5 separate regions of the Homo sapiens genome follow, and all the other regions are linked to region 1. Evidence: chromatin loops called from intact Hi-C (ENCODE). Cell type or tissue: heart right ventricle. All regions are shown on one strand. Each heading gives the region's core, and the rest is flanking DNA. Links, peaks and the distances in the headings are about the cores only.

What was found. Hi-C counts contacts between places; a loop is a spot of excess contacts. Peaks named below come from ENCODE experiments on the same cell type or tissue, not always from the same donor. Only the 100,000 strongest peaks of a DNase experiment are listed, where the experiment ranks them.
Region 2: a loop joins it to region 1, with 3 times the contacts of the local background. A loop is called at or near these places in 64 of 110 quality-filtered maps.
Region 3: a loop joins it to region 1, with 17 times the contacts of the local background. A loop is called at or near these places in 106 of 110 quality-filtered maps.
Region 4: it touches region 1 in a loop (5-fold over the local background); 54 of 110 quality-filtered maps call a loop at or near these places.
Region 5: it touches region 1 in a loop (3-fold over the local background); 45 of 110 quality-filtered maps call a loop at or near these places.

What each region holds. Positions count from the first base shown.
Region 1 is chr22:49,927,525-49,933,502 of GRCh38, reverse strand. CRELD2 (CRELD disulfide isomerase 2) reads right to left here. Exons shown (of 10, transcript NM_024324.5): 10 at 5,966-5,978. Among named protein-coding and RNA genes, the nearest start is that of CRELD2, 12 kb to the right of the region's middle. RefSeq lists an enhancer at 2,888-2,937 and a silencer at 3,674-3,933. In heart right ventricle, for the core only: CTCF peaks have their summits at 2,411, 3,589 and 3,794 (motif pointing left); DNase peaks (open chromatin) are centred at 2,402, 3,097, 3,515 and 3,792; H3K27ac peaks cover 1,129 bases; H3K27me3 peaks cover 516 bases.
Region 2 is chr22:49,990,829-49,997,079 of GRCh38, reverse strand. IL17REL (interleukin 17 receptor E like) reads left to right here. Exons shown (of 15, transcript NM_001371417.1): 14 at 6-86; 15 at 220-5,269. The coding sequence ends at 405. Among named protein-coding and RNA genes, the nearest start is that of IL17REL, 19 kb to the left of the region's middle. In heart right ventricle, for the core only: CTCF peaks have their summits at 3,327 and 3,526; a DNase peak (open chromatin) is centred at 3,539.
Region 3 is chr22:50,027,357-50,033,607 of GRCh38, reverse strand. TTLL8 (tubulin tyrosine ligase like 8) reads left to right here. Exons shown (of 14, transcript NM_001350317.3): 11 at 163-406; 12 at 1,499-1,922; 13 at 2,683-3,178. Among named protein-coding and RNA genes, the nearest start is that of IL17REL, 18 kb to the right of the region's middle. RefSeq lists silencers at 3,292-3,361, 3,382-3,481. In heart right ventricle, for the core only: a CTCF peak has its summit at 3,138 (motif pointing right); DNase peaks (open chromatin) are centred at 2,827 and 3,137; H3K27me3 peaks cover 2,488 bases.
Region 4 is chr22:49,763,632-49,769,882 of GRCh38, reverse strand. No RefSeq gene overlaps it. Among named protein-coding and RNA genes, the nearest start is that of BRD1, 61 kb to the left of the region's middle. RefSeq lists enhancers at 4,999-5,781, 5,782-6,251. In heart right ventricle, for the core only: a CTCF peak has its summit at 2,406 (motif pointing left); no DNase peak of the experiment used is centred there.
Region 5 is chr22:50,206,812-50,213,062 of GRCh38, reverse strand. SELENOO (selenoprotein O) reads right to left here. Exons shown (of 9, transcript NM_031454.2): 3 at 4,347-4,527; 4 at 2,752-2,882; 5 at 2,152-2,432. SELENOO-AS1 (SELENOO antisense RNA 1) reads left to right here and starts at 2,882. Exons shown (of 2, transcript XR_938352.3): 1 at 2,882-3,851; 2 at 4,294-6,251. RefSeq lists enhancers at 5,023-5,587, 6,155-6,251. In heart right ventricle, for the core only: CTCF peaks have their summits at 2,842 and 3,052 (motif pointing right); a DNase peak (open chromatin) is centred at 3,042.

The sequences.
Region 1 (5,978 bases), core at 1,814-5,813:
CCTCTGGAACTGAGAGCAGGGGACGGTCACAGCACTGGACTGGCTGACAGGGACGGGGGTGATGGCCAGGCAGCAGCATTTGACCATCAGTGGCTGTGAAGGCAGCTCTCTAATGAGTTGCAGGGCTGGAGCGGGCCCAGGGTCAGAGCTGCGTGGGGTTGTGGAGGTGGCTGATAGAACAGCATGTTCCTGGGAGAGGGACAGGCAGCCCACAAGAGACTGCTCAGCTTGTTGGAGCAAAATATATTAGGGTTGTGTGATGCGGAGGTCAAGGGTACTCGCTCCAATAAAAAGTCAGGGCCGGTCGTGGTGGCTCAAGCCTGTAATCCCAGCACTCTGCGAGGCCAAGGCAGGTGGATCACTTTGAGGTCGGGAGTTCAAGAGCAGCCTGCTCAACATAGTGAAACCCCATCTCTACTAAAAATACAACAGTTAGCTGGGCGTGGTGGCAGGTGCCTGTAATCTCAGCTACTCGGGAGGCTGAGGCAGGAGAATTGCTTAAACCTGGGAGACAGAGGTTGCAGTGACCTGAGATCACACCACCGCACTCTAGCCTGGGCAACACAGAGAGACTCTTTCTTGAAAATAGATAAATAAGGCCGGGCGTGGTGGCTCACGCCTGTAATCCCAGCACTTTAGGAAGCCGAGGTGGGCGGATCACGAGGTCAGGAGTTCAAGACCAGCCTGACCAATGTGGTGAAACCCCCATCTCTACTAAAAATACAAAAATTAGCCGGGCGTGGTGGTGCATGCCTGTAATCCCAGCTACTCGGGAGGCTGAGGCAGGAGAATCACTTGAATCCGGGAGGCAGAGGCTGCAGTGAGCCGAGATCGCGCCACTGCACTGTCAGCCTGGGCTACAGAGTGAGATTCTGTCTCAAAAATACATAAATAGGGCCGGGTGCTGTGTCTCACACCTGTAATCCCAGCACTTTGGGAGGCCGAGGCGGGTGGATCACGAGGTCAGGAGATCGAGACCATCCTGGCTAACACGGCGAGACCCCCGTCTCTACTAAAAATGCAAAAAATTAGCCGGGCGTGGTGGCAGGCGCCTGTAGTCCCAGCTACTCGGGAGGCTGAGGCAGGAGAGTAGTGTGAACCCGGGAGGTGGAGCTTGCAGTGAGCCGAGATCGCGCCACTGCACTCCAGCCTGGGTGACAGAGCCAGACTCCATCTCAAATAAATAAAAATAAATAAATAAATAAATAAATAAAAAGTCATGACGCTGCCCAGTTTCTAGACCTGAGTGGGTTTCTGACCCAGAGAAATCTCACTAAAGTGAAGGCTGAGTCCCTAAGAGGAAGATGTGCAACGCCAAGGCAAATCCACACCATGATGATTCTGGCCCCCTGCCCCCGCCCCCGCCCGCCACCACCACCAGACGGCCTGTGGCCGCCGACCTCGGTAACCAGACACAGTGCAACGGAAATACGCACACATCTTCAGAAGTGCTGGACACAGGGTTTGAGTGATGCTGGCATCTGAAGGCCTGAAGCATCCTCATGGCTCCCGTTAGAGCGAGGGGCTGACAGGAGCCAGGGAAGCAGTGGAATTCGGGCCAGGTCTGATCCACCAGCCTCGAGTCTGCACATTCATCCAGTGGGTCATTTCCCCAGTCACAGGACGGATGGAGCTGACATTCTTGATGGTAGACACCATTTCCTTGGCCATCATAATGGGTAAGTCCAGTGCAAATCTGTGACCATCCCCACCCAAAATAGTAAATCAAAACTGGGGGAAACTAGGGACACATCTAAAGATCTAAAAGAATGCAAGGATCTCCTTTTTTTTTTTTTTTTGAGACGGAGTCTCGCTCTGTCACCCAGACTGGAGTGCAGCAGAGCGATCTCGGCTCACTGCAGCCTCCGCCTCTCGAGTCCCAGTGGTTCTCTTGCCTCAGCCTCCTGAGTTGATGGGATTACAGGTGCCTGCCGCCGTGCCTGGCTAATTTTTGTATTTTTAGTAGAGATGGGGTTTTGCCATGTTCCTGGTCTGGAACTCCTGACCTCAGGTGATCCACCTACCTTGGCCTCCCAAAGTGCTAGGAATACAGTGGCGTGAGCCACCATGCCCGGCCAAGGATCTCCTTTTATTCCACCAATCTGACCACTGCAAAAGGCAGGTGGGTGGGTCCTGGAGGAGAGTGGACTGTTGCAAAAACAACCCAGCTAGATGTGGCGCCTTTGCTAGAGAAGGCTCCCCAGCCCCAGGTGTGCAGTGAGGCCACTGCTGGGTGTGCATTCTTCTCCATCTCCTGTCTGGCAGGAAGATCAGTCACACTGCCTTGGAACTCAAAACAGGAAACACTCAGTTCCTCCCCAGGGCTATGGTAACGTTCCTGCCCTCTCTCACAATAATCCAGAGACTGGCACCAGCTGAATGAATGTCCCCAGGATGTCACACTGGCCCCCTCTATCGATGGTGCTGTGCTAATGAGACCAGATGACCAAGACATGGTGAGCACACTGGGCCCTCCTGAGCGAGAAAATCCCCTCCAAAGCAGAGGACAGATAAGTGGCTGCCTCTTGCAGCCCCCGCCAGGACACACGGCACCTGGAAGGCTTCTGGGAGCTGGAACAGTATGTTCCACATTTGGGGACTCTGTTCCAACCCAATACTGGGGGACACAAAAGGACAGCTCTGAACAGGCACAGAGCAGGACCAGCTCCACCGCCGTCCAAGCCCAACTCCGGTGTCCCGGCTGCTACTTACGATCTGACTCTGCAGACCAAAGGCACGGGTGGTAAAGGAGGGGTTAAGGTCAAGTGCCTGTGGAAGACCCTCCCCAAACACAGTGCAGAGGAGGCCCATGCCATCCTCAGTGTGTGCCTGCGTCGAGGACTCCTGCTGTGGTTCTGGGCCCCTGTGGAGATGCACAGCCTGGCCATGGGATGCCCCATGGCTGTGTCTCTGCCTTGCCCGCTGGCACTGGCTATTAGACCGGCCCTGTCATGAGGTTGAGCAGGCAACGGTCATCTTCAGGGGGATGTGGTACATCCAGGACAGCAGGACGCAGCACGCATAGGTGGTCCCGGCCTGCGCGGACCCCACCCCATGATTCGTGTTCCCAGAGCAGACCCACGTTCACACCATGGCCGCCTCCCTGTCTAACATGCCTTGGCTGAGGTCCAGGCCCCTGTCCAGGGACTGCTGTGAGCATCTGTCTGCCTTGGTGGCAGCGGGAGCTGGCTTGTCCTCTGGTGGGGGCCATCCTCTGTGGCAGGGTGTCCTGTGCCCTGGCAGAAGCACTCCTCACCAGGTCGTGACAACCCACAGCACCTCCAGAGGCGGTCCCCTGTCCCCTGGAGGACACAACAGCTGCCTGTTGAGAACCGCTGGCTCACAGAACGTCTCATCCTGCGGATCCCGCCCACTGTCTGTTGCATTCGACCAAGGGACGCGTTTACAGCAAAGCCAGGGGTGGGCTTGACCAGGGGGCACTTCTAGAAGCTTCTAGCCTGACAAGGAGTGCCCTGTGGGGATGGAAGCCATCTCCAGGACCTGCGTATGTGCCAAAGCAAGATGCCGGGGTCTGGGAACCAAAGTGGAGGCCCTCTCGGCCCTGCAGACCCCAGTCCTGGCTCCCAGAGGGTGGGACTCCCCCAGGGCTATGGCAGGGTCTCTGCCTGGGCCCAGAAGGACAGCGGAGGTCCACAGTTCACCCCAACCTCCCCCTTCCAAGTTCCCCTTTTAGAAAGACGCCCCGGCAGCGCCGAGGTGTGACGGGGCAGGTGCAGCGGGCAGGGGCCGGCCGAGTCCCGGGAGCCGGGCCGAGCAGGGCGGTCCCACAGCGCCACCTGCTGGCCGCGCGCGTCCCGGTCCCCGACCCAGGCCGGGCGGCTCCGAGGGGCGGTACCTCGCGCGGCCTCGCGGTCCACCTGCTGGGCCCGGGCAGGGGTCGCGATCCGAGGCAGGGTCCGCTGTGTCCGGCGGGAGCGGGCGGGGCGCGGGCGGCGCCGCGTGGGGAGGGGCGGATCAGAGCCCCCCCAGGAGGCGGCGCTCCCGGTCCCGGCCCCAGCCCCAGCCCCAGCCCCAGCCCCGCAGGCGCCCCTCGAGCACCCGGGCAGGTGGACCCCAGCCCCGCGGTTCCAAGGACCCTGCCTGCGCCCTCGCCTCGGCCCTGCCGCAGGGTCTTGCGGGGTCGTCCCCCATTCCTGCTCAACCGCCCCCCCCAGTCCCCGTCCCCCGTGTCCCGCGGGCACCTCTCCTGGCCTGGCCCCGACCCCCCTCCGAGGACTCCCTAGCGTTCACTGGCGACAAAGTGGATATGCGCGCCCGGGGTCCTGCTCCCAACGTCCGGAACCGCGGCCCCTGTCCTGTACACCTCCCGTCCTCGACTCCCCGGGCCCAGGAGGGTCGCCGTCTCCAGCGTGGACGTGCGGGTCAGTAGTGCCAGGACGGTGCACAGCCTGGGAAGGGGGGGCCAGGGCAGGAGCAGGACAGAGGTCCCGGCTGGAAGATGGGGCGGGGGTCCCAGACCTGGCCGCGGTCCCACCTGATCAACGGCGGCTCCGCAGGTCTGAGCCGGGCAGGGACGCGCGGGACATGGGAGGCGCCTGTACCGCCGCTGTCCATGCACGTGAGGGTGCACAAGGTGGCCCTGGGCCAGCCCCTGCCTGGCTCCTCTTCTCCCCTGGGGCGTCCTCTTCCCTGGCTACGCCCTCTCTTCCTCCCCCAGGTACCCCCCAGGGACAAGGCCTGCCTTCTGGGCTTCCCGCTGGGGTCGCCTAGTTCCCACCCACCCGTGGGTGGCTCCACCCTCCCACGGGAGACTCAGGTGCTCGGCCCCCCAGGGACTCAGCTGGTGTTTCCCTACTTCTTTCCACGGCCATCCCTGTGGACTCTCCACCATGCTCTGATCCCACTTTCTGAGCCCCCCAAGGGCCCACCCAGCCCCCGCCCCTCTGGCCTCTGCCCTTGGTCTGCACCGTCAGGACCTCATCTCTAGGTGGTCCCATCAGCACATGAAGCGGAAACTGCCTGAGAGGGCTGAAGTGGACAAGAGCAGCCCCCACCTCGCCTAAGCTGAGCTGTGCCCCCTCTAGGGATTTGGGGCACCCTGGCCTAGGGTTAGAGGGAGAAAGGGAGAGGCCGTGAGGCTGCTGAGTGCAACTGACTCAGGAAGAGCCAGAGGCGAGATGCAGGGCCAGGCACCACTCAGCCTGCCCAAGTGGGCTGTGGCTGCCTCTGCGGGCCGGGGACCCACGGGGCAGAGTCCTACCACAGGGGCTCTTCCAATACCCAGGTAAGCGTGACCACCTGGGGCCCAGTGAGCATAGGTGCACTGAGATGGGGTTCGTGGGTACAGAACAGTGTGGACATGGAGGTCAGTAGTGCCAGGATGGTGCACGGCCTGGGAAGGGGGGGCCAGGGCAGGAGCAGGACAGCCACCTACCACTGGCGGCATCGGCGGGGTGGCGCGGGGAGGCGACAGGAGGGGCGGCGTGACTGAGGAGTGGGTGGTGGGGACCAGGCCAAGTGGGACTTGGGGGCTATGAGGAGCCCAGGGAGGAGGCCATGGCCCCCCGGAACGGAGCTCCCAGAGCCTGCAGCCTCTCACCCGCAGCCAGCTTTCTTCTTGCAGTGTCTTCATTCCCAGATGAGGAACGGGCAGGCCCTGCGGTTTGTGAGTGGCTGTTTCCTCCAGCGAAGCCCCCAAAGATGCTTTTCCCCTGCCTGAGGGTCCCTGCTTGTACATCCTTTGAATCACTGAAGAGGGCCCATAGGTTGGACCCCTGAAACCCACCTGGTCACGTCTTCAGGTTCTCGCCCAAGGCAGGGCCCTCCCCTCCTCCCCCAAGCGGCACGTGAGCCCTGTTCAGGGACAGCAGAGCCACCAGCCCAGGACCGGACCTGCTGCCTCTGCGGACCTCGGCAGCCCTGGTCACTCCCGGCTCTGGCAGGACAGGTGCAAACTCAGTGGTAAAGGTCCGTCCTGATTAATGAGACAAACCCACGCCCGTTCTCCTCCTGATTAC
Region 2 (6,251 bases), core at 1,518-5,517, 64 kb before region 1:
CCCAGGGTGACCTGGCAGCCGCCCCTGCTTTTGCCTTCCTAGACCTTCCCAGGGAGGAGGCCTGTGCCCCAGGCATCTGCATCCAGGTGGGTGTCGCTGCTGTGCCCAGCCCCTAGCCATCTCCTCCACTGCAGGACCTCAGTTCACACCCCCCCTTCCCATCCCCCATCCCCGGGGGAAGCAGGAGGCCATGTTGACGGAGCTGCCTTATGCCTGCAGGGCTGGAGGACCGATGTACACTTCTCCGTCCCCCAGCAGCTCTGCAACCTCCGCTCCAGTGGGTGCCCATCTCTCAGGGGCCGCAGGAGGCCGAGGACTAGACCTAGGCCTCCCACGGCAGGCTGGGCGTGGCGTGCACTGAACAGGAGACTGGGTGGGGGAAACGGGGAGACCATCCGGCCCTGAGTCAGGTCAGGCTTCTGCGCCAAACCCAGGTCTGTGCCCAGCACTGCCCTCCAGCCTTGCATTTCCCTCCACCACACACCGCTGGGCCTCCCGCACGCCCACCCTGGTCTCACTGTCACTGGCCTTGCCTCCTCCTCCCTGGGGGTCCACCTTCCCTGATCAGAGCTCTGGTTCCAACCGCCAGTGACTTGGGATGTCCCTTTGCCCACCAGCCACTGAGGCCCAGGCTCCCAGGACCCAGGGTACATCAGGACAGGACTCTGCCCAGTGGACAGAACTAAGCACATGTGGCCTGGGTGTGGTCAGGAGCGTGGCTCTGCCTTGGAGTCCAGGAAGGGTCAGAGCTGGCACTCCTACCTGCACCCCTCCCTGTGAGCAAAAGAGCTTGCCTAGCTTCGGGTGGGGTGAACCGCAACAGCCACAGAGGTGGGAGGGGTGGGAGGGGGTGGATAGGACAGCCTGGCACCCAGGGCCTCTGGAGACCCTTTCCAGGGAGCACCAGTGGGCCAGGCAGGGGTCTCTGGAATGTCTCCTCAGCTCAGCTGAGCCACAGCCATTTCAGGGCAGCCTGCTGCCCACAGGACATGCCCAGGGCCGTGGCAGTACCCGCAGACCTTCAGCTCCCCCTTCTCCCAGCAAGACTTTTTGGCCAAGCCTAGGTCCCCCTCCCTAGCAAAGGTCACCTCCAGCAGATCACAGACTAAAGGGGCAATGGCCACCTGCTGGTCAGGTGTCCCTGGGGCTGGCACCTGCCACTGTGGAGTGCCCATGCTATGCTGGGCAAGTCCACGGCCCCAGGGACAGGCCTGGAGGCAGCAGGAGGACCGGGCCTGGCTCAGGTGGGGGGATCTGGGGGTCATACACACTCCTCTTGGGGCCAGGGTGGGCTCCTCCTTCACTTGTCTGCTGAGCCTCCCTGCAGATGGAAGGCTGCTGTCCACAGCCACTGGCACCCCAGGACTGGGCAGCCCCCTCCCCTTCCCTCACATGTCTCAGCCTCGCACAGTGGGGGCAGGGCTGGGAGGTGGTGTCCCAGCCAGTACCACCCCTACGTCTCTCTCCAGCTGCACCCACCCACATGGGACGGCAGCCTGAGGCCAGGAATCTCCTCACGAACAAGTAGGTGCCAGGGACACATTGCTGGGGGGCAGGAGGCCAAGGCACAGCCTCGGACAGCTGAGCCAGGCCCCCCTCCGAGAGTGTGGGGTGTTCTCACCTGACTGTGGGGCCTAGGCACCTGCTGGCTGTCCTGGGGCTACAGCTCCATGGGGCCCTCAGGGGCTCTGGGTCACATAAAAGACCTTCAGCCCTGTCCTGAGTCCCCTGGGAACAGCAGGAGCTGGGTGGGCTACCCCTTCCCCGGATGGCCCAGGTGCTGGACCCCAGCCTCCCTCTCAGACAATTCATGGTCATGGCCACTGTCCCTGGCCCTGAAGACAAGGCCCTGGCAGCTGCCTGGAGCTTCCCCAGTGCTCTGGGGTGCAGGGTGCAACCCCACCCTTCCTGTAGCTGATCAGGCCCGAGGTGGTCAAGGATCACCCCAGTTTCTGCCCAGGGCACCCCACACTGGCTGGAGTCCACCTCTCCTGTCTGTGCATCCTTGGGTGCTGAGCTTCACTGGGGCACCCGCCCCACTCGGACCCCTCCAGAGGGTCTCAGCTTCCCCAGATCCCAGCCCCACTCACCCAGCAACGGTCAGTCACTTCCTGTGGTCTCAGAGGCCACCTGCCTGGGGGCCACCTGCTGGGATGTGCGGTTCTCAGACATTCCAAGTGGCACATCCAGGTCCCAGCCAGGGGTGCCCAGCAGTGGCCTGTGCAGTGGGCCATGGGGTCGGCCCTTGAAGACTTCTCGTGTGGGTCACGTAGGCTCTCCGGCTTCCCCGCTGAGCCACCCTCTGGAGCCTGGACATCGTCTCACCTGAGTGCTGTGCAGGACCACATGCCCAGCCTGTCCCAGCGGTGGTCGCACCCCATCTGCAGATGCACTCCCACCGCAGTCTGGGCCCAGGCTGCCCTCTTCCAGCTGGCCGTGGGCCGCTGGGCCTTCTTTTCCCTCCTGCAACAGAGGCTGCTATGTCCCATAGACTGGAGAGGGGGCTGCAGAGCGAGTAAGTCCCCGCCACTCAGTAAACATTGGTCCAGGGGTAGCTGTTAAAATGGAGCTTGGGCCTGGCTGGATGGTGACGGCACCAGGGACAAGTCTGGAGTGCGGGTGTCGTGGAGCCATCCCCACCAGGCTGGACCCAAGAGCACCCCAAAGGCGTGGGAGGCCGCACCCCCATGGGCATGTGGGGGGCAGGGAGCACCTTGGGACTCAGGGGAGGTGCCGGGTCTCTGGGAGTGGATTTGAGGTCAGCGTCACATGGTGTGACCAGACATCCCCATCCAAGTGTCCCCATAAAGGACCAGTGGTGGAGACACCCTGGGGATGCGGAGGTCAGGCCAGGTGAGGGGCTTTAGAAGCTGGGTTTGAGCACCAGGGGCAGGGAGGCCAGTGGGGGGCATGGACAGGGTGTCCCTCCCTAACCTGGAGATCAGGGGCATGGGGGGATGCAGGCTGCCACTCGCCCAGGTGCCCTTCCCTAACCTGGAGATCAGGGGAATGGGGGGATACAGGCTGCCACTCACCCAGGTGCCCCTCCCTAGCCTGGGGGAGGTCAGGGGCACAGTGGGGGTGGGGGGCACAGCACAAGCTGCCACTCTGCTCTCTCCATGTCTCCTCTGGAGACCCCGTCCGCCCCCAGCCAGAAAACAAGTGTCCCGGCTCAGCAGGGCAGTCCCCGCCCCAGGTTCCTGCTCCTGCCTCCTGGACCAGCCAGGGGTGCTCCCTGTGGTGCACAAAGACCCCTGCTCTGACCCAGGGCTACTCCGGGAATCCTGGCCACCGTGGAGGTGGGGCTGGGGAGGATTGGCCAGACCAGGGTCACAGAGCTGAGCTCCTGCCTGACGGGTGTGGGCTCCCTCAAGCCTTCCACAGATGGGGGAAACTGAGTCTTTTCTTCTGCAGATGGGGGAAACTGAGTCTTTGGGGACTGTTAAGAGGCTGTGTTCAGATCTCAGCTGTCCTACTGTCCCTCCCAGACAAGGGAGGAACCTGCTGGAGGACACACGCGTGCTGCCACCAGGCGGCAGTGGCTCTTAGTGCTGGTGCTGAGCCGGATCAGCCGCCCCAGCACCCAACACGGAGCGCCCACAGCCCAGTGCACCCACCGCCTCCTTGGCCAGGGACGCTGCCCTCCCTCCACCACCACCGCCGGAAACCCACCCCCACACCTGCCAGGAGAAAAGTGCTGAGGACCCCGGGCCCCAGAAAGGGGGGTGCGGTAGGGGCGGGCAGGAGCACCTGTACTGGGGTGCACAGCCCTGCTCACATCTGGGCCACAGTATAACACGGGTGAGCCTTGGACGCCCGCCTGCCTCATTCACTCATGACACACAGCTGAGCAGGCCTTGGGCCCTGGGCCCCGACCCAGCACCGGGAACAAACAACACTGGCAAAGATCCCGGGCCCTGCAGCTGGGGGACCAAGTCTGGGGCTGCCTGGCACTAAGGAGGGTCTTGGGTCAGAGTGTCAGTGCTGACACCAGGACAGTCCCAGGCAAACTGGGATCATGGAGCTGACCTTTGCATGAGAGAGACAACCAGAGCCAAGTGACATAAGTAAGCGAGGGGGCGTGGCTGGTGCCAGTGTGGGGTGAGGAATGAGGCTGGGAGCACGATGGGGAGTGTGGGGAGCTGCAATCTGAAATAGGGTGGGTCTGGGCACGGTGGCTCCCGCCTGTAATCCCAGCACTTTGGGAGACCAAGGCGGGTGGATTACTTAAGGTCAGGAGTTTGAGACCACCTGGCCAACATGGGGAAACCCCAGCTCTACTAAAAATACAAAAATTAACCAGGCATTGTGGTGGGCACCTGTAATCCCAGCTACTCAGGAGGCTGAGGCAGGAGAATCGCTTGAACCCAGAAGGCAGAGGTTGCAGTGAGCTGAGATCATGCCACTGCACTCCATCCTGGGTGACTGAATGAGACACCATCTTAAAAATAATAAACTAAAAATTAAAATGAAATAAAATAGGGTGGGGCCAGGCATGGTGTTGCACACCTGTAATCCCAGCACTTTGGGAGGCCAAGGCAGGAGGATTGTTTGAGCCTGGGGGATTGAGGCTGCAGTGAGCCATGATTGCACCACTGCACTCCAGCCTGGGTAACAGAGCAAGACCCTATTTCAATAGATATAAAATTTCAAAAATAGGGTGGTCCCTGGGAGGCTCAGACAAGGTGATGTGTGAACAGAGACTGCAGAGGCAGGGCCTTTGCATTGCCCGGCTCTAACAGGGTCCCTGACTGCCTCACGGAAGAGCAGCGAGAGTCAGCTTGTGGAGGGCAGGCAGGTGGGGAGAAGTGCAGAAGGTGAGGCCTTCGGGGTGTCCTGGCACGCAAGTGTGAATAAAAGTGACCAACGTTTTGGCCTCAGCTCCTTGTGGACAAATTTGTGTCCACAAATTTGTGGAAAAATTCTTTGTGGACAAAGGATAGACAGAACTCAAAGTCATCCGTCTGCTCACTGAGATAAATGCATATCTGATTTCTTCCTTTGGAAAGGCTAATCAGAAACTCAAAAGAATGCAACTGTTTGTCTCTTATCTGTGACCCAGAAGCCCCCTCTCCAATTTGAATTGTCCCACTTTTCCAGACAGAACCAATGTACTTCTTACATATATTGACTGATGTCTCATTTCTCCTTATAATGTATAAAACCAAGCTGTGCCCGGACCACCTCAGGCACATGTCAGGACCTCCTGAGGCTGTGTCATGGGCTCGTGTCCTCAACCTTGGCCAAATAAACTTCCTGAATTGACGGACACTTGTCTCAGGTATTTGGGGGTCACAGATACATCTTTATATATTGTATGTCCATTAACATAGATTTATAATTACTGTTTTATGAGTTGGTCTTTTGAATCATAGAAAAAAACAGGAGTTACAAACCAAAACTATCATAATCCTTGATTTTCTATTTTCCTGTGTAGTTACCTTTACTTATACGACTGCCCTCTGGTCTCCAAGGCTTCTGATGAGAAATCTGCTAAAAATCTTATTGAGGCTCCTTTGTACGAGACCAGTTGCTTCTCTCTTGCTGCTTTGTCATTGTTTTTTTGACAGTTTGACAACAGTGTTTGTCACTGTGGATCTCTGAGTTTATCTGGCTTGCAGTTTGTTGAGATTCTGGGATATGTAGATTCATTTATTTCATCAAATTTGGGGAATTTGGGGATACTATTCCTTCAAGTTTAATTTTTTCTTCCCTTTTCTATTTCTCCTCTCCTTTCGGGACTCCTGTGAGGTGTATGCTGGTACACTCGATGGTGTCCCAGATCCCTCGGGTTATTCCATTTTTCTGCATCTTTTTTCTTTCTGCTCTTCAGAGTGGATAATTCCAATCGCCTTGTCTTCAGGTTCCCTGATCCTTTCTTCTATGTGCACAAATCTGACATTGAACCCCTCGAGTGAACTCTTCACTTCTTTCTTTTCTTTTTTGAGACAGTCTCACTATGTTGCCCAGGCTGCAGTGCAGTGGCATGAATGTGACTCACTGCAGCCTTGGCTTCCTGGGCTCAAGCAATCTTCCCACCTCAGCTTCCCAAGTAGCTGGGACTATAGGCATGCACCACCACACCTGGCAAATTAAAAAAAATTTTTTTTGTAAAGACAAGGTCTCACTATGTTGCCCAGGCTGGTCTTGAATTCCTGGGGTCAGCATCCCAAAGTGCTGGCATTACAGGTGTGAGCCACCGTGCCCAGCCGAATTCTTCATTTCTGCTATTTTGCTTTTCAGCTCCATAT
Region 3 (6,251 bases), core at 1,373-5,372, 100 kb before region 1:
TCCCTGCTCCCCCATCGCCCCCACCAACCATGCTGCCTGCTGGCCTTGGACAAAGCCAGTGCAGGTCTCAGGGCCAAGCTGCGACCCTGCCCCAGGGCTCAGGAGCTCAGGTCCCGCTGCACAGTGGCTGTGCATGCTGGGTTGAGCGGTGGCCTCTTGCAGACATAGTGTGCATGGACCGTGTGGAGGAGATCCTGGAGCTGGCAGCTGCAGACCACCCTCTTTCCAGGGACAACAAGTGGGTGGTCCAGAAGTACATCGAGACGCCGCTGCTCATCTGTGACACCAAGTTCGACATCAGACAGTGGTTCCTCGTCACGGACTGGAACCCCCTGACCATCTGGTTCTACAAGGAGAGTTACTTGCGGTTCTCAACTCAGCGCTTCTCCCTGGACAAGCTGGACAGGTCAGTGCGGTGGGCGACCTGGACACCTCGGGCCAGGGAATGGGCTGCTGCCTGCATGCCTGGAGCAGCCGCAGTGAGAAGCAGCACGGGCAGGGCCCCCTCACTGCCACCTGCCACCACGAGAGGCACAGATGGGGAAACTGAGGCTTGGGAGGCTGATGATCTCCCCGAGGGACAGGCCCAGGCCCACCGGCCTTCAAAGCCAGCGCCCTACACCCCACGCTCTGTGCATCATCTCTGGAAAATCTTAAAAGGCACCATTTTGCCTGTGCCCAGGGGGATTGGAATGGTGTGGGCAGCACCTGGGCCCTGGCGCAGGGGAGGCGGCCTGTGGGGTGCCTGGTGGAGGCTCAGATATCCGCAAGTGTGCTGCCCAGGGTGGATGGACCCCCACCTCACCCGGGTCCCCGCGTGGGCAGGAGGGCGAGAGCCTGTGGAGTCCTCAGGAGTGTGCTGTGCACACAGCGACGCCTGCCACCCTCTGTCTGCACCAAGGCTTCCTCTGACTATTGTGTGGCCCTTGCTTGGTGTGAGGCGCTAGGGGACCTGACGGCTGGGCAGGAAGGGGGTCTGCTTTTTACGAGTGAGAATCCAGGGAGGCCTGAGAGTCACGCGACACAGACCTTGCAGGGGAGTTAACTCCGGCCCAGGCGAGCGGCTGCGGTCATGCCTGGTGGGTCATGCTCGAAGTCACACCCAGAAGAGGCCTGGGAGGAGCTGGCCAGGGGCTACGACCCTCACCTGCTCACTGCCTCTGGTCAAGTGGGCCTGGAGGGGGTCCAGGAACTCACCTGTGCAAAAGCAGCTCCCAGGCAGGGCAGTGAGAAGCCAGGGCCCCCTGCCAGCGCCCATTTCTGGGCCTCCAGCTGTGAGCTGTGCGCCTGGCCAATCCCATGGCCTCTCTGAGCCCTGTTTCTCCATCTGGGACAGTAACGCTCATCCCAGCTGGGCCCCTCCAGCAGAGGGTTGGAGTCCTCAGGGGCAGGGTTCTCTAGAGCCAGCTGGGTGGGCTCAGCACGGCTGGGAGGACCGGCCTTGGGTGCCCTCCTGGGCCAAGGGAGGCTGAGCACCTGCCCCTCGTCCCCCCTGCAGCGCCATCCACCTGTGCAACAACGCCGTCCAGAAGTACCTGAAGAATGATGTGGGCCGCAGCCCCCTGCTGCCCGCACACAACATGTGGACCAGCACCAGGTTCCAGGAGTACCTGCAGCGCCAGGGCCGTGGCGCCGTGTGGGGCAGCGTCATCTACCCGTCCATGAAGAAGGCCATCGCCCACGCCATGAAGGTGGCCCAGGACCACGTGGAGCCTCGCAAGAACAGCTTTGAGCTCTACGGGGCTGACTTCGTCCTTGGGAGGGACTTCAGGCCCTGGCTGATCGAGATCAATTCCAGCCCCACCATGCACCCGTCCACGCCGGTCACGGCCCAGCTGTGTGCACAGGTGCAGGAGGACACCATCAAGGTGGCCGTGGACCGCAGCTGTGACATCGGCAACTTCGAGCTCCTGTGGAGGCAGGTGAGCCACGCCCGCCCCTGGGGACTTTGGTGGCCGCCCGCCATGTGGATGCTTTGCCACCTGGTCACTGGGCGAGGGTGGAGCTGCAGGCCGCCAGTGCAGCGGGGTCTATGGAGGACACCGATCCTGCTCTGTGACCATGCTCGGTCCCGCTGAGGGCCCAGGCCTGCCCTGCTCTCCCATGGGGCTCAGTGCCTCGTCGGCACCGAGGAAGGGGCTACTCCAGGCGTGCGGGCGGAGCGGCCCCGCTCACTCAGGCTCAGTGCCTCTGTCCAGCTTTCCTCCCTCTTGTTCCCAGCCTCACCCAGTCCTGACTGTGGTTAGAGGTGGGGGCTCCATGCCCGCAGCCTCCAGGCCACCTATGCTGCTCCTTTGCCTTGGCCTGCAGTGCCTCCTCCACTCTGAGGATCTTTCGCGGGCCTCCCTGTGCCTGCGGATGTGCTGGAGTCATTGGGAAGCGTGGCCAATGCCTCTCTCTTGCGGCCTCTCTGTGGCTAAACTCGGGAAAAGAGCAGCTGAGTCCCTGGGTGTGGGGCCCCCCAGGCTGACCCCCAAGCCTCAGGAAGCCTTGGTTCCCCGCAGGTTCTCCAGAGCCTGGGGGCCTCCTGGGGGTCTGCGTGGGACCCCAGGTGTTCACTGTTCACTCCTGAGTCAGGTGGGGGTCTGTGCCCCGACCAGCCCCTCCTGCACAGACCCCTCCTGCAGGGACCCCCCCTATCCCGGCCACAGCCCAGCACCCCAACCTGTTCCTTCCCCACAGCCGGTGGTTGAGCCGCCCCCATTCAGCGGGTCCGACCTCTGCGTGGCGGGCGTCAGTGTGAGGAGAGCCAGGAGGCAGGTGCTGCCCGTCTGCAACCTCAAGGCCTCGGCCTCGCTGTTGGACGCGCAGCCGCTGAAGGCACGGGGCCCCTCGGCCATGCCAGACCCTGCCCAGGGACCCCCATCACCAGCTCTCCAGCGGGACTTGGGACTGAAGGAAGAGAAGGGGCTCCCCCTGGCCTTGCTGGCACCCTTAAGGGGGGCAGCCGAGAGCGGTGGAGCCGCACAGCCCACCCGCACCAAAGCTGCTGGGAAGGTGGAGCTCCCGGCCTGCCCCTGTCGCCACGTGGACAGTCAGGCCCCAAACACCGGTGTCCCCGTAGCCCAGCCCGCCAAAAGCTGGGATCCAAACCAGCTAAATGCGCACCCGCTGGAGCCTGTGCTGCGGGGCCTGAAGACAGCAGAGGGCGCGCTGCGTCCGCCGCCCGGAGGAAAAGGTAACCTGCGCCGCCGGCGGTGCGCTGTGGGCTTGGGGGCCGCCTGCTGCATCCCCAACCCTCGCCAGCAGCCGCTGCATCCTCCAGAGCGGGGCGCAGGGCAGGCTTCGGTGCTGGGGCCCGGGGTGTCCCCTGACGGAGGCGCCGGCGGGAGCCGGGGAGCGGGGTTGGGGCACCTGTCCCAGCCCGGCACGGGGGTCTCGGGGTGGGGGGCGTGGGAGTGCCGGCCAGGTGGATGGTGGGGTCCCCTCTGTAGAACCTGGCGGGTGACGCCTTTGTCCCCATACCTCTGGGGTGTGGCGCGGGTCGGAGGATTTGAGTTAGGACCTTGAACAGCGCCGTGAACAGCACCAAGCTCCCTGGCCGAGCGAGGGGCCAAAGTGACCGCGGGGCTTTGGCGTGCGGTTTTCTGAAGGCTCTGGAGGCTGAGGTGACAGGCCTGAGCCACCACGCCCGGCCCCCATCGGGCTCTTCCGAGCCTCGGCCACACGTTCAGACTTCAGGGGCTGCCACAGGCTGCTCTTGGCCTCAGAGTCGCGGAGAAGGACGTGGGGCAGGGGCGCGGCTGACCAGCAGGGCAGCATCAGCCGTTCCTCCCGCGTGGGGGTCTTCAGGACGGCGCGGTGGGGGGTCCTCGCGAGGGCGTGGTGGGGGTCTTTAGGCAGCATGACGAGAGGGTCTTGTTTTTTTTGTTTTTTTGAGACAGAGTCTTGCTCTGTTGCTGAGGCTGAAGTGCCGTGGCGCGATCTCGGCTCACTGCAGCCTCCGCCTCCCGGGTTCGCGCCATTCTCCTGCCTCAGCCTCCCGAGTAGCTGGGACCACAGGCGCCCGCCACCGCGCCCGGCTAATTTTTAGTAGAGATGGGGTTTCACCGTGTTAGTCAGGATGGTCTCCACCTCCTGACCTCGTGATCCGCCGCCTCAGCCTCCCAAGGTGCTGGGATTACAGGCGTGAGCCACCGCGCCCGGCAATAGGGGGGGTCTTTAGGACGGTGTGATGGGGTCTTTACGAGTGTGTGTGGGGTCTTCAGGATGGTGTGATGGGGTCTTTACGAGGGTGTGTGGGGGTCTTTAGGACGGTGTGATGGGGTCTTTACGAGGGTGTGTGGGGTCTTCAGGATGGTGTGATGGGGTCTTTACGAGGGTGTGTGGGGTCTTCAGGATGGTGTGATGGGGTCTTTACGAGGGTGTGTGGGGTCTTCAGGACGGTGTGATGGGGTCTTTACGAGGGTGTGTGGGGTCTTCAGGACGGTGTGATGGGGTCTTTACGAGGGTGTGTGGGGTCTTCAGGACGGTGTGATGGGGTCTTTACGAGGGTGTGTGGGGTCTTCAGGATGGTGTGATGGGGTCTTTACGAGTGTGTGTGGGGTCTTCAGGACGGTGTGATGGGGTCTTTACGAGGGTGTGTGGGGTCTTCAGGATGGTGTGATGGGGTCTTTACGAGTGTGTGTGGGGGTCTTCAGGACGGTGTGATGGGGTCTTTACGAGGGTGTGTGGGGGTCTTCAGGACGGTGTGATGGGGGTCTTTACGAGGGTATGTGGGGTCTTTAGGATGGTGTGATGGGGGTCTTTACGAGGGTATGTGGGGGTCTTTAGGACAGCGTGATGGGGGTCTTTACGAGGGTGTGTGGGGTCTTCAGGACGGTGTGATGGGGTCTTTACGAGGGTATGTGGGGGTCTTTAGGACGGTGTGATGGGGTCTTTACGAGGGTGTGTGGGGTCTTCAGGATGGTGTGATGGGGTCTTTACGAGTGTGTGTGGGGGTCTTTAGGATGGTGTGATGGGGTCTTTACGAGGGTATGTGGGGGTCTTCAGGACGGTGTGATGGGGGTCTTTACGAGGGCATGGTGGGGGTCTTTATGACGGCACGCAGGTGTTGCCGCCTCCCTGATTCCCACTGCGATTCAGGGGCTGGGACCCACTCACGGAGATGCCTCTTGCCCCACGGGAGGCGAAGTTCCTCCTGCAGCAATCCCGCGGCTATGGCCCGCAGGGCACATTCCCAGGTGTGGGGATCACTCAGGAAGGCCAGTGACGTGGCCTCCCAGACACCAATGACTCCCCAGTCCCCACGTGGTCTGCCTGCCACAGGGCAGTGTTGCCGTAAGCAATGTTGCCGACCAAAGGAGTTTATGTTCCCCTTTACCAGGTCACCAGCGGGAGGCAGCTGGAGGCTTAGCCCAGTGCCAAATTACCATGCTGAAGAGGAAAGATCTCCTCTGCCTTTGATCCTCACACACCAGCCATGCCACCAGGGTTCTCCCTCCAGACCCTCCTGCCCGGTGCTGCCAGTTCACTGGGCGGATTGCCTGCCTTCAGAGTCCCCGCAGATGACTGTTGATTCAACCTGGCATTTTGACACCACCTTACAGAGGCCTCTGTCTTTCCAGAGCTGTGACATTTCCTCACCACCCACCAGCTGCTTCCAAAGCCGACACCACGTGTCTGAGGCGCCTCTCACTTGTGGGTGCTGGCGTCCGTGCGTGAGTCAGGTTCCTGCCGCAGTTGCCACGCGTGGCAAACAACTCCAACCCGTGCGTACGAGCGTTTCGCGGTCAGGCCCTCGAGGGCACGGCCGGGAGGAGCTGGGCTTGCTTCCAGACTCCTGGCTGGGCTCAGGCCAGCTCCATGTGCCCCTCGGCCTCAGGCTAGTGCTCGCCTGGTGTGTGTTTGTTCCGTGACAGTCAGGCAACCGCACCGTTGCTCTCAGAGCCTGTGCTGCAAAAGGCCTGCGGCGACAGGGTCACCAGGCCCAGTCCGGCCAGCAGGACAGGAAGTGCGTGCTGGCCCTTGGAGCTTGTTGGCTTAAGAACAGCAAACTGCTGGGACTTTGACTGGGATCACCTTGAATCTGCAGATCTTGGGGAGAACGGACATCCTTTTTTTTTTTTTTTTTTGAGACGGAGTCTCATTCTGTTGCCCAGGCTGGAGTGCAGTGGCTCGATCTTGGCTCACTGCAACCTCCATATCCCGGGTTCAAGCAATTCTCCTGCCTCAGCCTCCTGAGTAGCTGGGACCACAGGCGCCCACCACCATGCCCAGTTAATATTTTGTATTTTAGTAGAGACAGAGTT
Region 4 (6,251 bases), core at 710-4,709, 160 kb after region 1:
TGGGGGTGGCAGGAACCAGGGGCAGCAGGTAGGGAGTGAAGACCCTCAGTCAGACCCCCAGGAGGTCCAGCCCAAATCTGTGTTGCTCACTCCATCCCCTAGAGACCCACTCGGGCTCCAAATCCTTTGGGCCCAGGCTCTGAGCACCCAGGTTGTGCTTGGACTGCGAGCACAGGGGGTGGGAGGCCCTGCAGCCCCTTCCTACAGATGCGCCCCTCCCCTGAGGCTCTCTCAGGGTGGGGGTCCCCTCGGGTCTCGTCCCTGACCCCCCGGCCTGTCCCCATGCCCGGTCAGTGCTACCTCTGAGCCTCCTCTGTGCGCCATCACCATCTCCATCCCCACAGAGCCTCGGTCCAGCCCTGCGGTCTTGTGGACAGTGACCCCTGGCCTCACAGGCCCTGTCCTCTGGGTGCCCACTGCACTGAAGAAGTTGCTGGGGAGGAGCGAGGGGTGAGGGGCCCCACCTGATGGCCGAGCGCTCACCCCCAGGCTGGGCCGTGGCACTGAGTCCTGTGAGCATCTGGAGGAAGGGAGGTCGGTGGAGTACCACGGTGGCCCTCAGGGGCCTCCTCCCCCCTCCCCCAGTGCTCCCCCTTCTGAGGGATGGCTCTGAGAGGGACTCAGAGTGTCTTCCTGTCTACCTGGAGATGAGAGCCGGTCAGGCGGTGTCTGTGGCCGGAGCTGGAGGCTGTCAGAGTGTCTTCCTGTCCACCTGGAGATGACAGCCGGTCAGGCGGTGTCTGTGGCCAGAGCTGGAGGCTGTCATCCTGTTCCCTCTGCTGGGCTCACTTCAGGGCAGCAAGGCTTGGCTGGGCCGAAGGCCAGGCGCCGGGCAGCACAGCTGTTCCATCTCTGTGAGCTTCGAGGGCCTGTGGATGCCGGGGAGTGGGGGCTGGGAGCAATGTGCAAAGGCTGGAGGATCCCAAAAATGACCCCCACACCACAAGTAGGAGAGAAGGCCTCTGCTAGTTTACAAAAATCACATTGTTCTCATGGAAAGCAGAAGATTACGGCCAAATTCTATGCATATTTCAGTATAATGAGTGTCCAAAGTGAAGTGCCCAGAGGTCCCCCTGCCCCCCCACTCTCGGGACCTAGCCAAAGTCCCCCCTCCAGGGGGCATGGTGGGGTGCGTACTCCACTGTGTGAGTGGGGGCTTCTGGGAGCCCTGGGGCTGGGGCAGCCAGACTCAGCGACGCAGTAAGAAGCCTGGACTCCCTGGAGGGGGCCTGCACGTGAGCTTGGCCCTTGACCAGGCCGGCAACGGCTCTGCGGAGCTAGGACCCCTCCTGCGTGGATATTTCATGACATTAGCATTCACTTACAATGTCTGCTCACTGACTCTTAGTGCAGCTCTACCTCATCTCATTACAGTTTCTCCCGTTGCAAATGAAGCACATCTCTTGTTGATCTCTCGCCCCAGAGTTTTAACATCAGCTCAGCTGTGGGGACTCCCAGTCTGAAGCACCAAGACCCTCTACTTCCTCCCTGCCTCCTCTGACTCCCCACCCCATCCTGTCCTACAGGTGAGGACAGCCAGGTTCTGGGGCTCAGCAACCGGCCTCCCATGGCGCCCCCACGGGCGAGCCAGGTGGGGGGTGGGGAGTAGAGCCCAGGGTGGGTTAGCCAACCCCCACCTTGGAGGATCAATATGTGGCAAATGCACCCACACGTGGCGCCTGCTGGTTTATGGAGTTCACTTGTTATTATCACCTATAATTAAAAGCAAATGAAAAAAGAATTGAGGAGATGGCTAGTTCCAAGATGGCAGCATAGAAGCAAGCTGGCTTCACTCTTTGCCACAGAAAATCCAAAACAAATATTCAGCACCAAGATTATCTCCAGCAACATCCCAGAACTCAAATACGAGGATGAGACAGTCCCCAGGGCCACAGAGAAGTGAATAAACTCTGAGCAAGCAGTAAGAGAACTGGAATTCTATATCTATGATGTCCCTTCCCCCAGTCTACCTGCACCAAGTGTGGGCAAATCTCCCCTGACTCATGGCTTCTGCACTGGAAAAATGAGATCAAGGTGGACTACCAGCTTCCCAGTATCTTGGGCTCCCTGGCAGGAGACTTGTTCTGCTTCAACCCAAGGGAAGCATTCAGAATGCTTAAAGGAGAAATATCCCTGAGGCCAGCCAGAGACAAAGGGAAGAGGTGGGACTAGCATCTCCAGCTCTAAAAACTGCCCTGTAATGCAGCCAAAGGAGGCACCAAGTCAGGCTGTTCAGCTACATGGTAGGAGGCACAGTCCATAGGTTCCCTGGGCATGGACCGCCAGCCAGTCTTCCCACACTGCCGGGCTATCCCCTGTGGGACCTTCCCCATTTGGGACGGGAAGCCCCACTCTGATCCTTTATTGGAGCTGAGGAAAACCTGGACTTATGTTGCCCTCTAGTGCCGAAGAAGGAGGCAGCAACCTAGCAGAAAAAAAATTCAACAGGTACATGGCAAAGAGTCTCTAAGCAAACATACCCAGTAAAAACCAAAACAAGCCAGACAGAGAAGACTGGAATAAATAACTAATCCTTCAATGCAAAGACGCAGATGTGCATTCACAAGAAACAAGCAAACGGGGAACTGTGAACCACTCAAAGGGACAAAGCAAGGAACCAGTGACTAATGAGATGGCCACATGTGAGCCTCTGATCAAGAATCCAAAATAGCAGTTGTAGGGAAACTCAGCGATCTCCAAGATAACCCAGAAAATCAATTCAGAAACTTATCAGAGAATTTTAACAAAGATATTGAAATTAAAAAATCAAACAGAAATATTGGAAGTGAGAAAAACATCTGCTGAACTGGAAAATTGATAGAGGCTCTTAACAGCAGAATGGGTCAAGCAGAGGAAGGAATCAATGAGCTCAAAGACAGGCTATTGGAAAAGACACAGTCAGGGCCGGGCACGGTGGCTCATGCCTGTAATCCCAGCAGTTTGGGAGGCCGAGGTGGGTGGATCACGAGGTCAGGAGTTCAAGACCAGCCTGGCCAACATAATGAAACTCCATCTATATTAAAAATACAAAAATTAGCTGGGTGTGGTGGTGTGTGTCTGTGGTCCTGGCTATTTGGGAGGCTAAGTGGGGAGGAGCACCTGAGCCCAGGAGGTCGAGGCTGCAGGTAGCCACGATTGTACCGCTGCACTCCAGCCTGTGTGACAGAGCAAGTCCCTGTCTCTTTGTATCTATCTATCTATCTACATAGATAGATAGATAAAGAGATACACTTTACATATATAAAGATAGAAAGACTTCAAGTAAACAACCTAACAGTGCACCTCGAAGAAACTGAAAAGCAAGAATGAGCCAAACCCCAAATTAATAGAAGGAAGGAAATAATAAAGATCAGAATAGAACTAAACAAAATAGAGACTAGAAAACAATACAAAGAATCAACAAAACAAAAGGTTAGTTTTTTGAAAAGATAAACAAAATTGACCAATCTTTAATTAGACTAAAAAAAAAAAATGCATGACCTTGTAGAGGTCGGGGCCACCTGCCCACACCTGCCCGAGGAGGCTGTGCCAGCCTCCCACTCTGGCTCCTGGGGGATGCGCGGCACTCTTGCTTTGACGTCCGTTTGGCCACAGGGCTGGTCAGCGGGGCTGGAAGGCACCTGTCCAGCAGCCCGGTTGGTTTGGTTCCCGTGCCCGCTATGGACTCAGGTCCAGCTCTCTCCTGAGGGCCTGGGGTCCCCATGCACCCTGCCCTGGGTGTGCTGCTGTGGGGGTGGCTGCAGGCCCCAGGCCCACTGGGCTCCTCCCCATCCCGCTCCCATCTGACTTGGCTGACCCGGGTGGCCATTTCCTCCCAACCCTGCCTCAGGTGCAGCTGCTACAGGCCCACCTGCAGTGGGGCGGCCTCCCTCCCCACAGGGGCCACCAGCCCGGGCTCAGGTGCAGCTGCTACAGGCCCACCTGCAGTGGGGCGGCCACACTCCCCACAGGAGCCGCCAGCCCTGCCTCAGGTGCAGCTGCTACAGGCCCACCTGCAGTGGGGCGGCCTCCCTCCCCACAGGGGCTGCCAGCCCTGCCTCAGGTGCAGCTGCTACAGGCCCACCTGCAGTGGGGCGGCCTCCCTCCCCACAGGGGCTGCCAGCCCTGCCTCAGGTGCAGCTGCTACAGGCCCACCTGCAGTGGGGCGGCCTCACTCCCCGCAGGGGCTGTAAGGGAAGCCCCTGGGCGGGGCACTGTCCTTTTCTGTTTGCAGATACTGGAGGTTGGAAACGGGCCTGGGGACAGGAGGGTCAGGGCAGGCCAGGGCCAAGGGCTCGGATGATGCAGTCAGGCTGTGAGGCTGAGCCAGGGGCTCGTGGGGAGCTGGCTTCCCGGGCTTCTCCCCACCCTGGCACGAGTAGCTGGAGCCAGAACGAGGTGAGTGGTGGCTGACGGATGCTGCTGGGCCATGATAGCAGGGTCCTGGTAATTCTTGGCCCTGCGTGGGAAACACTGACATGGATAACGTGGAACCTGCACCAGGCCTGTGTCTGGCACCCGCGGTGGGGAGGTGGGGGCTTTGGGGTTCATTGCCAGGGAGGGTGACAGCAGCTGGAGAGTCGTTGTGGCCCCCAGCCCTGCAGCCCCCCAGCTCCTGCCTCTGAGAACCCAGGCATGGCCAGGAGGCAAGGTCAGAGTGGCCGAGGTGGTCCTCTCTGTCTTCCTCCCTCTCCTCCTCCTTCACTCATCCTGCAAGTGTCCTGAGCCCCAGCAGTGCCCCAGTGACTCCCGCCTGGTGGCCTGTCCCCACCTGGGTGGGGGCCTGCCAGGTAGACACAGGTCTGAGGCTGCCAGCTGGAGGCGGCTTCTCCCAGCCCCTCCATTCAGCAGGAAAAGCCAACAGTTGGGTTTGGTGTCAACCCAGGGACTGAATTTCTGGCAGGTAAGCCATTGGTTTCATGAATAAATAAGCATCATAAGAATCGGCATTCATGTCTCTACATATATATATATATATATATATATATATTTTTTTTTTTTTTTTTTTTTTTTTGAGGCGGAGTCTCGCTCCGTCGCCCAGGCTGGAGTGCAGTGGTGTGATCTTGGCTCACTGCAACCTCCGCCTCCCGGGTTCACGCCATTCTCCTGCCTCAGCCTCCCGAGTAGCTGGGACTACAGGCGCCCCCACCACGCCTGGCTAATTTTTTGGTATTTTTAGTAGAGACGGGGTTTCACCGTGTTAGCCAGGATGGTCTCGATCTCCTGACCTCGTGACCCGCCCGCCTCGGCCTCCCAAAGTGCTGGGATTACAGGCGTGAGCCACCGCGCCCGGCCATCTCTGCTTATATTTTTAATCCATGGAGAGCATTTACTCGACAACTACGTTGTAGCGAGGACGTGAGTTTAGTGAGCAAGTGCGGCTTGGCATCTGCACGTCTGCCTTGGCATCTGCACGTCTGCCTGCTCTGGCGGGGCTGTGGTGGGTGACCCGGGAGCTGGGCGGAGCTGGTGAAGGCAGAAGGCAGAGCCCGTCTCCACCCACTGCCTGGGCTGACGGCTCCTCCCAGGGCTCCCTCGGGCACCACCCATGGAGCAGCTCCGGCATCCGGCCTGTGACCCCCGAAGCTCGGCCTTCCTCGAGCTTTCCGTCGGGTTCTGTGGAGCAGCAGGTCCCCTGGGGGTTACAAATGCTTCCACACCCGGTGTGAGCAGTGGCTTCCTGCGCAGAAATCACACCATGGGACCTGTTGGCTGCGGCCTATTACAGCGGCTGTCCTTAGAGGAAGAGTAAATTCATTTTGATTTATAGATAGCAGATGCTTCAACTTTCTTCCCTGCCTCGCGTTCAGGGTTCAGCAGCTCTCTGCTGCCTGTGTGAATATTAATCAGTGCCCCGGACTCTGGGAGCCGGGTTCCTTGGGTGGGGTGCCCAGGCTGGGGGCTGGTGGGGATGCCAGCAGGCCCCGGGGCTGGAGACTGCGGCCGGCTGCCCCCACGTTGCTCACAGCCCTGCACGGAGAGCCCCTTGCATACCTGGGAGATGCCCAGCCCTCAGGCCCAGGGGTGCGCACGGCAGCGCTCACTGAGAAGTGGATCCCGGAAGAGGCCTGCAAGGGTCCTTGGGGTGTTGGGGTCCAGGTGCTTTGACCTTCCTCTGGCAAAGGTGATGCTCAGCCCAGAGAGGAGCAGGCCTGGGGCCCCGGCTGGGGAGAGGGGGCAGCTTGTGGGGTGCGGCAGAAGAAGCCAGGCCCCAGGGCTGCACAGAGAGGCTGGGGCTGAGCCAATGGACCCCACAGACTCTGCCCACTTTA
Region 5 (6,251 bases), core at 920-4,919, 280 kb before region 1:
ACAACATACCAAAATTGATGGACACAGCAAAAGCAGTGACCAGAAAGACATGCACAGTGTAAATGGCTACACTGAAGAAGATCTCCAATCAGTTACCTCAACTCACGCCTAAGGAACTGGAGAAAGAAGAGCCAAGATTAGAGGGAGACAATAGACTGAAGAAACAGGCACACGCTGCGTAACTCCACTTACACGAAGATTAGAGGGAGACAATAGACTGAAGAAACAGGCACACGCTGCGTAACTCCACTTAAACGAAGATTAGAGGGAGACAACAGACTGAAGAAACAGGCGCACGCTGCGTAACTCCACTTACACGAAGATTAGAGGGAGACAACAGACTGAAGAAACAGGCACACGCTGTGTAACTCCACTTACATGAAGGGTTTAGAGCAGTCAGGTTCACAGACTCGGAGCGGAGTGGTTGCTACCAGGGGCTGCAGGGAGGGGAATGGGGAGCTGGTAACCGGCTCACACAGGGTTTGGGTGGCGGATGTGAACAAGCTCCAGGGCTCGGCTGTACAGCACTGCTCCTGCGTCAGCTGTGATGTGCGGTGCCCTCCACAATTTAAGAGGATAGATCCATGTTGTGTTCCTACCACAATGAAATTGTAAAAAACTGCTACGAACAATTATATGCCAAAATTACCTACAAGACATGGACAAACTACCTGACACAGAAAATTCCTGGAAACATAAATTACCAAAACTGACTCAAGAAGAAAAGAAAATCTAAATTGAGGTAAGGCAAGCAAGGAGACTGATCAGTAATCAAAATTTTTCCAACAAAGAAAAGCCCAGGACCAGATGGCTTCACTGGTGATTTCTACCAAATACTCTTACGAACAAATGGCAATCCTTCTCAAACTTTGAAGGAAAAAAATGGAAGATGTGCGCATACCTCCTAACTCACTCTGAGGCCAGCACCACCTTGACATCAAAGCCAAACAGACACTAAAGAAAAAGCAGAACTCTAAGCTAGTATCCCTTACGCATACAGATGCAAAAATCCTCAAAATACTCGCAACATTCAGCATATTAAAATAATTATACAGCATATGGCTGGGTGCGGTGGCTCACGCCTATAATCCCAGTACTTTGGGCGGCTGAGGTGGGCAGATCACCTGAGGTCGGGAGTTCAAGACCAGCCTGACCAACACGGCGAAACCCTGTCTCTACTAAAAATACAAAATTAGCCGGGTGTGGTGGCGGGTGCCTGTAATCCCAGCTACTTGAGAGACTGAGGCAGGAGAATCACTTGAACCCAGGAGGTGGAGGTTGCAGTGAGCCAAGATCGTGCCACTGCACTCCAGCCTGGGCAACAAGAGTGAAACTCCGTCTCAAAAAATATTAAAAATAATAATCATATAGCATATTAAAAGGACCAAGTAAAATTTATCCCCAGAATGCAAGGAGATATGAATGAAATAATAAAACCACATGACCATCTTCATTGCAGGAAAAAGCATTTGATAAAATGCAATAGCTTTTCATGGTAAAAGCATTCTGAAAGAAAACTTCAGCATGGTAAAAGCCCACAGCTAACATCACACTCAATGGGTGAAACACTGAACACTTTTCCCCGAAGGTCAGGAACAAGAAAAGAATGCCCATCTCAGCTCCTTCTGTTCAACATACACGTCCTAGCTAGTGCAACCCAGTGAGTCACCCACACGACCCAGCAATCCTACCACCTGTACACCCCACGGAACTGAAAGCAGGGAGTCAGAGATCTCTGCATTCGCTTTCATGGCAGCACGGCACACAACACACAGTGCACCGTACGCAACAGCCAGAAGAGGAACACGTACGCCAGTATGTCGTGGATAAGCAAACTGCGGCCTGTCCACACAACGGGATGCTTCTCAGCCTTCAAATGGAATAAAATCCTGATACGGACCTGGGTGAACATTGAGGACCTTATGCTAAGTGAAATAAGCAGTCACTACAGAACAAGCACCGTATGACTCCACTCGCAGCAGGTCCTAGATTCACCAAATTCATAAAGACAGAGAGTAGAATGGGGGTGCCAGGGCTGGGGTGGGCCCAGGGAGTGACTGTGCACTTGGAACCTGGAAGCCAGAAGGTAAACCATCTCTAAGCACAACAGCACGGGAGGCGCCTTGCTGTGGGCACGGCTGGGTCACTCACCGGTCAGATGCATGGTCTCCAGGAGCTTGGACACCAGCGCCCCGTCTTCCTCCAGCTCCACCTGCACGAGGCCCAGCTTCCTGCGCATCTTCTGCAGGTAGTGCCTTTGGAACTCGGCGTCAAACTCCTCGGCCAGGATGGCCTCCCCCAGCTCCAGGGGCAGTTCCGGCTGCAGGGCCTCGGCCAGCTTCCGCAGGTTCCACCTGCACACCTCGGGCTGCTTGCTGTACGCGTAGCGGCCGGTGTTGTCGGAGGCATTGCACACGTGGTCGGGGTCGTACCTGCCACACGGGGCAAGAGAGCCACGCCCTGCCTGAGAGGAAGTTCCCGGGAGATGGTGCAGCCACCCTGGAGGGGAGGCCCAGGGGAAGGTCCCAAGTGGCCGTGGCTCTCTGGCCCTGTCCCACAGGGGTCCTGTCTCACCAGCCCCTGGCCAAGGCCTCCGGGATTGCCCTGGACTCTCTACTTCCTACATCAGCCCCCAGCCCCCTCGGCTCCCCCTCAAGCATCACGGGCCAGTGCCTGGGGGCAGCAGGTTTCATGCAGCCCGCACCCCCCAGCCCTGGGGCCTGCACTTTGCTGGGCCCCAGGGCCACTTACCTGTCCAGGAAGCCAAAGGGCCCGTAGTCGATGGTGAGCCCCAGGATGCTCATGTTGTCGGTGTTGAGCACGCCGTGGCAGAAGCCCACACACTGCCACTCGGCCACCATCCGCGCCGTGCGCCGCGTCACCTGGGGTGGGACAGTGTGCTTGCTCCCTCCTCGGGGTCCTGCCCAGACCTCCCCACTCGTGTCCATCCTTCCCCTCCCTGAAACCGGCTGTGCTTCGCTGAGTGGCTCTCACTCTGCAGTTTCTGGGCGATCTTCCTGATGTCCTGTCACCGCCTCAACCACAAGGTGGCGATGAAGAGTGCGTTGCACTCACAGCATCCACTCTTTAATATGCTCACAAAATTTGGCTTTTACCCAAACTAGAAAAATCAGGGAACCCCAGACTCAGGCCCAGTAGAGACCCCAAAGAAGCAGAGAAGGGTCAGTTCACTGAGGGGCCACACCTGCCCCAGGGCCAGGCCACTGTCCATCCTGGTGCCACCACCACCCTGCTGGCCTGGCCCCCCCCAACCAGACAGCAGTCCCCACCCAGCCCAGCACCGGTAACCTTGAGAATAGGGGCCAATCAACAGGGGGGCCAGGAGCCCCCAAGGTGCAGGGTGCACTGAGGGCCCCACCGGCCCTGCTGAACACAGGCCTGACACCACCTCTCTCCTTCAAGGCCACCGACGCTCCTGGGAGGCAGTCAGTGCCGTCTCCCTGCGTCACTGGCAGAAGACTGAGGCTCAGAGGGGCAGAGTGACCTGCCTTGACCACCCACGCATGTCTATGCCGGAGCACCAGGCTGCCCCAGCGGCTCCTCCCGGCCTTCTGCAGCCCCATCGCCCACCCACATGGAACATGGCTGGGGTGGACTGCAGGGATGGAGCTGGGGCAGGACACAGCCCTAGGAGCACCTGCCTGGCGCCAGCTTCTGCTGACGGCAGCCCAACAGCCCCCAGCCACGTGGCAAAGCGGGTCCCCACGCAGCCCTGGCTGCAGCTGCTCCAGGGGTGGCCTGAGACTTCTCAAAGAAGATGCTGTGCCCGGTCCCCCGGAACCCCTACTTGGCCTGACCCCGCTGATGCTGCAGGCCCCCAGCCCAGCCAGGTGAGGTGCCGGGTTCCCCCACCGTGTGCTGAATGCCCTGTGACAAGGACGATGCCATCAAGCCATGTGGGACGTCTGTGGTGTCCGTGGGGCGGGGACCCAGACCCCAGGTGGGCACTCAGCATCTCCCCAGTCAGGACCCGGCTGGCTGCCCTGGGCATCAAGACGTATCGACCCACGTGGGAGGTGCCCAGCCCATGGTCCTTCCACCCAAGCCAGCTCCCACCCCGCACCCCCGCCCCAAGCTGGCCCTGCAGGGATACCAGTAGGAGAGCACGCCCAGGGCCCCCAACACCACGGAGCCCAGGGGAGTTTCAGGTTTGTCCCAGGGCCCGAGCACACATGATGGGGTTTGCGGACAGGAGCGGGAGCTCAGAGAAGGGCGGGGAGGCTGGGTAAAAGCCTTTGTCCCCCGGCCAAAATGAGGGTGTCTTCAACACAGGTGGGGACACCCAGCATCCACCCGCAGGGAGGGGTGGCGTGCGGCCCACTGACCTCCCGGAAGAAGGCAGCATTTCTCTGCACGCTGTCGCTGGCATGAGCAGCCTGGATCTCGGGGTAAAAGGAGCTGATGACATAGTCGAGCAGCTGCACTCGAATGTCGTTCCTCCCCACGCTGGGGCCTGCACGCCCTGTGTGCTCATCTGCAGACTTAAAAATCTCAAAGGATCCAAACCTGGAGGGAAGACCCGAGGCGTCAACAGCCCAAACCTGACCCCAGCCCCTTGTGAAAATAAGAAAAAGGAAAAGACGTTGTTGTGGCTATTTTTTTTTTTTTTTTGAGATGGAGTCTCACTCTTGTTGTCCAGGCTGGAGTGCAGTGGCGCGATCTCGCCTCACCACAACCTCCAACTTCTGGGTTCAAGTGATTCTACTGCCTCAGCCTCCCGAGTAGCTGGGATTACAGGCACACGCCACCACGCCCAGCTAATTTTTGTATTTTTAGTAGAGACAGGGTTTCACCATGTTGGTCAGGCTGGTCTCAAACTCCTGACCTCGTGATCCACCCGCCTCGGCCTCCCAAAGTGCTGGGATTACAGGCGTGAGCCACCGCGCCTGGCCTGTTGTGGCTGCTAAATCATGCAGCCCTACAGCAGAAAGAGAACCTTGATTAAAACAAAAGCAAACAACCAACCAGAATGCACCACAGCTTTACCTGACACACAGACATATTCCACGTTTGGTCAACATCCAGCCACTGACCAGGCCCTGTCTGCACAGTCTGGGGCACGTGCCGGGCAGGCCCATGGGTGTAGAAACCACCAAGGCCCCTGCACTCCCACCCCAACCCCACGAGGAGTGTTTTCGGCAGGTCTTACACACGGAGGGGCGTGGCCTGCCTGCCACTGCGTCCTCGGGGAGGAGATGCAAAGGAGAGTCAGCTGCTATGGACACACATCTGTGAGCGCTCACCAGCAGCCGTCCCCCAGGGTGACTGCCCCCCAGGGGACATCAGGCAAGGTCTGGACACATTTTTCGTTGTCACAACTGGGGTTACTACTGGCAACCAGCGGGCCCAGGGCAGGGATGCTGTGTGCACACAGGGTGGACTTCACAACAATGCCAGCATTGCCGCTGGGCGGGGCCTCAGAGGAAGTCGTGGCCCCAGATCTTTCCCATCCCCCTGCAGGACAGGAAAAGCCAGAGGCCCACAGGCAGCCTCAGGGGTGGGCGGCTGGTGTCCCGGGCAGGACGGGGCTGCAAGACCAACAGACAACTACATTCAGGTGTTCAGGAGGAAGTGCTAGACGCCAGGTGGCAAGGTGACATCAAAAACTGATGGCTGGGGGCCGGGCGCGGTGGCTCAGGCCTATAATTCTAGCACTTTAGGAGGCCAAGATGGGTGAATCACCAGAGGTCAGGAGTTCGAGACCAGCCTGGCCAACATGGAGAAACCCTGTCTGTACTAAAAATATAAAAATTAGCTGGACGTGGTGGCGCACGTCTGTAACCCCAGCTATTTGGGGGGACTGAGGTAGGAGAATCGCTTGAACCCGGGAGGCGGAGGTTGCACTGAGCCAAGATCACGCCACTGCACTCCAGCCTGGGTGACAGAGCGATACTCTGTCTCAAAAAAAAAGAAAAGAGAACTGATAACTGATGGCTCACGTCAGACAGGAGCCAGCCTAGGACTCCAGACCAACGAGCAACTGGACCATCAGATCAGAAAGCCTGAGCAGGACACCGCGCACAGCTTGCGGCTCCTGCTTCTTCAGTGGCCATTTCCTCAGTCAAGTCTAAGTAGTTCCTTGTCATAAACTCCAGCAAACAGCTCTGGACACTGTCCCCAGCCTCAGGCTCAGGGACCCCCTCCCCCCCAGAAGCACCAGGCAGGGACCCTTCTCTGGTGCCCGTGGCCCTGGAGCCCCCTGCTGGTGCTTTGAGACACACCAGCTCCCG